Linked DNA regions of Homo sapiens: region 1 is linked to region 2. A link is a contact called in ENCODE Hi-C or POLR2A ChIA-PET data. All regions are on one chromosome and are shown on one strand. Each heading gives the region's core, a stretch centred on a gene start or an enhancer-like site at or near the end of the contact. The rest is flanking DNA. Distances are from core to core; before and after follow the strand shown.

Region 1 (3,886 bases), core at 401-2,900, 160 kb after region 2:
TAATATACTGGTTGGTGCAAAAGTAATTGTGGTTTTTGTCATTACTTTAAATGGAAGTAACCTCCCCATTACTTTAAATGGAAGTAACCTCCCCAAAGGCCACACCCCCAGTAGTGGAGGTGCCACCTTTTGTAGGTGAGGCGGATGGCAGTGTGTGTACGTACTTTTGCACCAACCTAATAGTGGATTCTGAGCAAACTCAGCCAGCTGCTTTCTTTGGGCACCCCCTGACAGTCAGTGGCTTCTTGGCCATATTTCTTTCAATGAAGGGCCAACTCAGTTTTATGAAGAACTGAAAGTCATATGTATGTATGCAAAAAAAGTCTATCATAATCACCCTCAAAAAGCAACTTTTTCAGTAGCTCGGGGTATGTGGTGCTGGGCTAGGCTCCTGGAGAGAAGGCATTCAACATTATCAACACTACTTGGGATTAGGCAAGAAAGCTGATCTATATGATCTTTCTTCTTCCCAGTTTATTCACAGACTTAGTTTCATGCTACTTCTGGGAGTCAGGGTAATTTTGAGTCCAATAACTAAGAATTCACAGAGAGAAACAGACCCTAGTTTGTCATCCTGACTGCCATAATGGTGGAGCTGTGACCAGCCATGAAGGAGGCTCCGTAGATGACACATGTCCATGCCTAGAGCACATGTCAGGCCACAGACTGGCAGCAGGGTTTCATTTTATAAAGAACATAGTGCACTCATCCGCAGCCAGTTCTCACTGTGAATACCCTATGTGAGAAGAGTGAAAACAGAAGGGAATGTGGTTCTTAAGGCTATGAAAACTTCTCTGCCTACTATCTATTATAGGAAGCTCTAATCAAAATATCAAGAACATGGCCTAAGTGTCAAGTAGACTGATATTGAGGAGTGTCCAAAGAGTTACTGTCTGAGTCTAAATTCAGAAAGAAACAAGTCACCGAACAAAAAAAGATAAGCAGCAGTTGCACTTCTTGGAAAAAAGAAGAATAAAAACAAAAGATTCCATCAAGAACAGCTCATGTGTTCAAGAATCCTGGTTATTTATGCCTTGCACCTTCCATATGCAGGTTGTTTGCAAAGTATTTGCAGCTGTCTAAAAGATTACCTTTCCAAACTCTAAAGTAATACTCATTCTCCAAGACGCAGATCACAAACACCTTCTTTCTGAAGCCTTCCCAAATGGAATTGATTTCTTTCTCTTTTGTGCATCCACAGTGTGGGATCTGTTTCTTCTCACTGCCCACTTCATATTAGCATTATTCATTCCTGTGTCTAGAAGGCAGGGTCCAAGCCTTATTTACATCACACGTGGTGTGCTTATCTCAATGAGCTTCAAATAGTGGTGCTTAAAATGAATTAAATCCAACGAAAACTCATCCAGGATTAGCTCAGTTTTTAAGAGTGGTGCAGATCTGTCTTTAACTTAGAAACCCTCACTATGCTAAGGGTTTATGAAGCACAGCCAAGCTGCTCTTTTTCAAGAAGCCTGGAAAAGAAGTATCTCAGTTTTCATTTGGGCATATGCTTTGTTATGTATGCATACAGGCACATAAGGAAACTGTCTTCTCTTTTCTTAATTCTGGAATTATTTTTGCTCAATCTCCTGACCTCCTGGATGTTTTCCAAGTGAGTAATACAGCACCTTGGGAGGAGCTATGGCTAAAACACATGGTAAATTAGTTTCATCTCACACTGCTCAGTTGGACCCACTGGTAGAAGATGCCTGGGCTGCTAGTTGAGGACTGTGAGATGGGTTGAAGGTGTGAGGTGAGAGCACCAAGGATGAATGGCAGTGTCTGCTGTGAGCACAGGATGGGACCAGATAGGTGAGGCAGATGACAGTGTCCTTTTTTGCTGTCTCTGGTCTGGACGAATTACTTATGGTAGCTCTTGTGCAAGGGAACTGCTGTTGAGAGTCTAGAATGAAAACTTCACAGGATATACTTGTTGAAAAGGACCACAAGGCAGGGTGTGGTGGCTCATGCCTGTAATCCCAGCACCTTGGGAGGCCGCAGAGAGGATATCACCTGAGGCCAAGAGTTCAAGAGCAGCCTGGTCACATAGTGAGGCCCCATATCTACAAAAAATAAAAAAAGTTAGCTAGGCATGGTGGCAGATACCTGTAGTCTCAGCTGTTTGGTAGGCTGAGGTGGGAGGCTTGCTTGAGCTCAGAAGTAATAGCTTGAGGCTTAATCCCAGAGGATTGTTTGAGGCTGCAGTGAGCTGAGATTGTGCCACTCCAGCCTGGGTGACAGAGCAAGACCTTGTCAAAAAAAAAAAAGAAAGAAAGAAAGAAAAAGGATGAGGGGACCACAAAGGACATCAAGTACGCAGTATAACTTTACTACACAGTGTTATCACTTTAAGGACAGTGAATATTTAATATTATATACAATATACAATATATAAAATGTACCATCTTAACCATTTCTATGTGTATAATTCAGTGACATGAGTGTATTCACATTGTTGTACCACCATACCCATCCATCCACAGAACTCTTCATCTTGCAAAACTAAAACTCTATCTGTTAAACAAATTCTATTTTTGCTGTATGGATATTTATTTTTAATAAAAGAAACTAATAATTATAGGAAATTTAGAATATTCAAGGAAATAAAAAAGAAGAAAAACCTCACTCAGAGTGGGACCATTAATACCATTAATGTGTTGATGAATGTTTCACTTGATCATCAAGGCTGTGACCTCATTTTTCTTTGACTTTTTGAGGTCTGCTCCCAGGCAATAACTGGTACCCACTCATTCATACAGGCTAAAAACTTTACTATGATACTCCTTCCAAACCCATTGTAATTATTTTTCAGGGGACAGATTCCTTTTTTACTTTAAGCTAAAGGAATAAAGATCTAGTTATGGATGTTCAACATCATTTACTCAACAGTCATCACTAAACAGACATTTGTTGAGTGTCTATCATGTGTTGGGTAGCATTGTATGCAATATATTTAATAGATATAGGATTGAACAAAATAGATGAAAACCCTACCCATCAGGGAACTGAAATTCTCATACAGAGAGTGATATTAGTGACATTTACTAACCTGTAAATATATGCCTGCCTGTCTATAATATGAAGTCCTCTAAAGAAAAATTTAAAAAGTAATGAGGACCAGGAACAGTGGCTCACATCTCAAATCCCAACACTTTAGGAGGCTGAGAAAGGAGGACTGCTTGAGGTCATAAGTTCAAGATCAGAATCTCTACAAAAAGATTTAAAAAGAAAAAATAGAGGAGGAGGAGGAGGAAGAGGAGGAGGAGGGGAAGAGGAAGAAGAAGAGGAAGGAGAAGAAGAAGAAGGAGGAGAAGGAGAAGAAGAAAGCAGGGAGGATAGGGAGTGCTGGTTGGGAGCTCTGAACATTTTTGGTTGTGTGGTCAGGGAAGGACCTTCTAGAAGGTGACATCAGAAGTGTACATGTACCTGGGGGTGGGGGATGAGGGCAGAATTTGAGGGCAGAGACCGTGAAATAACATTTGAATCATCCTCTCCTGGGCCTAAAGCAACACAAGCTCTCTCTTAGACCCCTGAATTTTTCTGAGTTTATATTTCAGATGAATGTGAAAAACATTTTTAAAAACATTCCTATATTGCCACAAAACCTCCAGATAAAGCTGCAGGTGTATAGCTGATGAGAGATGGACTTACTTAAAGCTCCTGCTCTGTCCTCGGAGGAGCTGAATCACGGGCAGTTACAGATTCCTCCTGGACCCCCAAACAGTGTGCAAGTTACAAATTAATAAATAGTGAGAAAAAATGGAGTTTTCCCCAATGTTTCCCAGTAGATCCCAGAAAAGTTGAAATTTGATCCAAATAGGATCTCTTACTCCCCACAGATTTCAAGTTTTTCTATAGTCAGTTCAAAATTGGAAGCAACCAGGAT
Region 2 (4,395 bases), core at 803-3,302:
GAAGAGTAAGGAGAGGCTGTGGGGTGCGGAGCGGAGGTTGGCTGTCTGGCCCGTGGGGCTCGTCTCTATCCCTTTGCCAATTTCCTCTCTCCACCCGATTTCGAAGCATCTCCTCTCCAGAGAAGGTCCTCGGCCTATCCACAGGCTCCTCCTCCATGCTCTGCCCATCCTCCTCCCACCTACTTCTTAAATGGGGCCCCCCCCAGCCCTCCTTCATCCTTTCACCTCTTTACCGCCCGGGGAAGGCCACCTTGCCCCGACGGCGCGCCCTGGGCCTGAGGCCTGCGTCAGTAGGCAGAGCTGCTGGGCAGCAGGTCGTAGCGCCCCCCGCTGTAGACCACGACGCCAGGTGGGTAGTAGAGCAGGTCCGGCTCCGCGGCCGCGTGGGGCGGCGCCGGGGCCTGCAGCCCCTGATCCTCGTGCTCCGGCTTGGTAGTGGCGGTGAAGGGGCGCATGCTGGTGATCGAAGGAGACGCGATGCGCCACAGCAGGCTCTTGAGCGCCTTGCGGAACTCGCGGCGCACGAGGCAGTAGAGGACGGGGTTGAGGCAGCTGTTGGAGTGCGCTAGGCACACGCTCACAGGGAACGCGTATACCTGGCACAGGAAATACTCCTGGCTGAAGGGCACCGCGTTGAACTTGATGAGGATGCTCCAGGTGGTGAGCGCCTGGTTGGGCAGCCAACACAGGAAGAAGGACAGGACAACGATGGTCACTGATTTGGTGACCTTCGACAGTCTCCGGGCGCTGGCTCCGGTCGGGCGTCCTCCGGCTACCGCGGCCCCTCCTTTGGTCCCCGCCGCGCGGCGGTCGGCGATGAAGCGCACCAGCAGCAGGTAGCACAAGATAATGATGCCCAGCGGCAGCACGAAGCCCAGCAGCACCTTCTGCGAGTGGTAGAGGCCCAGCCAGAACTGCCTGTCGCGGCCCAGCAACTTGTCCGGGAAACGCACCAGGCACAGCTCCTCGCCCATCACCTTGACCGTGGTGGAGAAAATGGCACTGGGCAGCGAGGCCAGCGCGGCCAAAGCCCAGATCCACACACACAGCGCCTTGGCCGAGAAGCAGCAGCTGTCCCCCAGGCTCCGGCCGCAGCAGTCGCCCCGGCCGTGTCCTCGGGTCCGGTGGCTCTTCAGAGCCGAGGCCACCGAATGGTAGCGCGTCACACTCATGGCAGTGAGGAAGAACACGCTGGCGTACATGTTCATGGACGTCACCATGGACACGATCTTACACATGGCCTTGCCGAAGGGCCATTTGAAGTCAAGAGCGTTCTCCACCGCCCAGAAGGGCAGGGTGAGCACAAACTGAAAGTCCGTCAGCGCCAGGTTGGTGACGAAGAGGTTGATAGAGGACTTGCGCCAGCCCTGCATGCTCTTCATCAGGTAGAGAACCAGCAGGTTGCCCGCCAACCCCAGGGCGCACACCACCCAGTACACCACGCTGATGAGAATCCGCACCCGGGCCTCTGTGTCCGCGCTCTCTGCCCCGCCGCTGCCCGGGGGATGTCCTGGCGGCGCGCCGTCCGGCAACTCCAGCCCCAGCTCCCACCACAAGTCCGGAAGCTGCAGCGACGCGTTACCACTCGTGTTGGCCGCCTCCAGAAGGTCCGGGACCAGACTGAAGAGTTCTGCTAGCTTGTCCCCGCCTGCTGCCTTATTCATGGTGGCTATCGTGGCTGCATCGGCCATCTGCATGCGCAGGTACCTCTAGGTCATGTTCTGGGGGACAAGACCTAAGATAACACGGTTTACCCCAGTTTTGTTGCCAGGCTAGCCTGCGGGACGTGCGTGGGAGCTTTCAAAGCAGCTACTGAAGAGAGAGCCCAGGAACTGGGTACTAAGCGCGTCCTGGCGCGCAGCGAACGCCCTGGACGCAGGAGTTGAGCTCAGCGGCTGCTTTGGAGCAGAGTTGAGGAGTGCAGCCCGTAAGGCAAGCACTCGGCGTCCAAGGGTTCTCAGGCCAAGCTCGGAGTCCCTAGGTCCTTATGTACAACGCAGACTTCCCCTCTCCGTGTCCCGCGGTCACTGGGGCACTGGCGCATAACTCCCCCAGCCGCTCAATTGTGCGATTTGGGGCCGCTCGCTCCCTTTCAAATACCTTTATCCGTTTCCTCTGGGACTGCTTGGATGAGGTTTCCGTCCTTGGAGAGAAAGAGATCGTAGAGTTCCATCCACCACGCTCAGCTTCCTGGAGGTCAGTGGGTGTCTGCGTCTCTCCGCGGTTGTCAACTCCGGGTGGGTTGCCAGCGGCTCTCACCAGTTACGGTGGCACTTGCACGGCCAAGGCGGCGGGCCCCAAGGAGCATGCGTAATCCCGGGGCGCCGCGAGGGGCGCTTTCCGAGGTGCTGAACCCAGCCGCGCCCGCGCCGCGAGGGAGAGTTGAGCTGCAGGCAAAGCCCACCCGCCACTCCAGTTTTCCTCTCCAGAGTTTCAGCAGGAAGGGTCTTAAGAGTTTATTTTACAGCTGCAGGAGAAAGTCGGCTTTGACGTGAGTTTCTTCTTCCTTTCTTATTCCCAAACATTATGATTAGAAGTTTTTTTTTTCTTTCTTCCTCACTCCCACTTTTCACCGGAATTATTCCATTTGGTGAGGAATTGTTCTAAAAATATGAGCTATCCTGCTTACTTTCCTTCTTGAAAGTAATAACAGTGGCCTCTTTTCATGCTCAAATGAGATAATGGGTACTTATTGGATACACAAAGGACAGCTCCACCTCCCCTCTTTAATTAGCTGACCACTTACGCAGTACCTGTGTTTGTCAGGATTTTCAAAGGGTCTTCACATGGCAGAAGTCTGGGCTCAAGGGTTGCCCCTACTTTAATGTATTCTGAGAGGTGACACAAAAACAGAGCAAACAACTGATGGTCCTACTTCACAGAAATTAAATGCCCTAAGCCCAAAGCGCTTCAACAAATTGTTTGATCACATACAGGCCACAGTCTCTTTACCTAGATGCAAATAGAATAGAGGATACCACTGGGCTGATCGTGAACCACCAGCCCTCCTATTTCCATTACTGTTAGCATCAGGACTCTTTTTCAGGCGTTTTTCAGACCAATGGAAGTACATTCTAAGGACTCTTCCAAGGGAATGAGTGGAAACCACTTGAATTACTTCTCAAGCTTCAGTCTACATAAATGCCAGGTCAATCGCTCTGGTGTAAATTACACTTTTAGGATTTACTTTAAAATTTTGAAATGTTTTCCTCTTGGTCTGGGACTAAACTGAAACCAAAGTTTCTTAAGCATAATTGTCCTCACTCCTGGAGTACTACAGAACTCCCAGCTTTACTTAAGGAGATAAAGAGGATGCAACCTTCAAGCTGAGGAGATAAGAAACAGAAAAAGAAAGAAAGAGAAAAACGAAAAAGAAAGAAAGAAAGAAAGAAAGAAAGAAAGAAAGAAAGAAAGAAAAGAAAAGAAAGAGAAAAAGGAAAAAAGAAAAAAAAAGAAACAAGAAACAATCTTGATTCCAAAGGACTTTTAGCCCTGAAGAGCACACACCTTGCTACGGATGCTGCACAGCTCCGTCTTCCCACTAGAGGGAGTAAGGGCTTTAGTAAAAACCTAGCCAAACACAAACATCTCCTTTGATCAGTTCTTACCTGGAGATCACCCCTGCCCTGAGGATTCCTCCCAAAGCACAGGTTATTTCTATGGATGACTATTATCCTGGTTTTAGTAGCCTCACTTTCACACTCAGTTTTGACTTTATTTTTAACTGGTTATTTCTCCATCAATTTTCTCTCTCTCTTCATCTATGTCTCTATTTCTCTTTTCTAATATTTCAAGGGGCTGTTGAAACACAAGAAAAGCTGGGGCATACCCTGAAAGCTCTCTGCTGTTAAATTTTTGGTATGTTCACACCAATGACCTCCATCTAACACATACACAGCTTCTCAGTGCTTCTAGGCACACCCAGGAATATATCTACTTGGTCTGCTCCAAATCACATGTACATATTCATACTTTATGAAAAAATTATAGGGGCCTGATTCAATTCATCTCACATTCATTGGCCACTTACTCTTGCCAGGCACTGAGATAGGCTGAAAGACATAAGTCCTCTATTTTGAGCGTCTCTGGAATTCTTAATCTAGATGAGTGTGCAATCTACTAGTGTCTAAAACTATATTTTTTGTTTAGTTTTGTGCATGACTAAGTTATCTAGAATGTAATGATTCATGCCAGATAAGTGGACAATAATTTTACCTCTTTTATTATTTCCCTTTTTTTTTAAGGGGTGGGTAGGTAATAAATAGTTATACCTTGATGGGATATTCCAGTTTTAGGTTTTTTGGGAGGGGGTACTCTATGTTGGTATTTAAAGAAACCATAAAGGAGGAAGGGTGCAGAGCTTGTTATGTTACATATGTGGTCTGTTTTTCTGTT

What was found. Hi-C counts contacts between places; a loop is a spot of excess contacts on that map. ChIA-PET counts read pairs that join two places held with the same protein, here RNA polymerase II (POLR2A). Pooled maps may share reads with other maps.
Region 1: a loop to region 2 is called in a map of Calu3, with 2.4 times the contacts of the local background. The contact joins the enhancer-like site here to the promoter of RXFP3 in region 2. A Hi-C loop is called at or near these places in 1 of 168 maps with a recorded cell type or tissue (Calu3), 6 of 37 single-sample maps with no recorded cell type and 1 of 50 pooled maps. POLR2A ChIA-PET finds 5 or more read pairs at or near these places in 1 of 52 experiments (PC-9).

What each region holds. Positions count from the first base shown.
Region 1 is chr5:33,770,220-33,774,105 of GRCh38, reverse strand. All of the region lies in intron 2 of ADAMTS12 (ADAM metallopeptidase with thrombospondin type 1 motif 12), which reads left to right. Among named protein-coding and RNA genes, the nearest start is that of ADAMTS12, 120 kb to the left of the region's middle. Within about 2 kb of position 1,650, at least 2 of the 41 ENCODE cell types and tissues checked have a DNase peak (open chromatin) inside an H3K27ac peak, as active enhancers do; they include PC-9, where a contact is called at or near this core.
Region 2 is chr5:33,934,043-33,938,437 of GRCh38, reverse strand. RXFP3 (relaxin family peptide receptor 3) reads right to left here and starts at 2,052. Exons shown (of 1, transcript NM_016568.3): 1 at 1-2,052. The coding sequence starts at 1,697. The coding sequence ends at 288.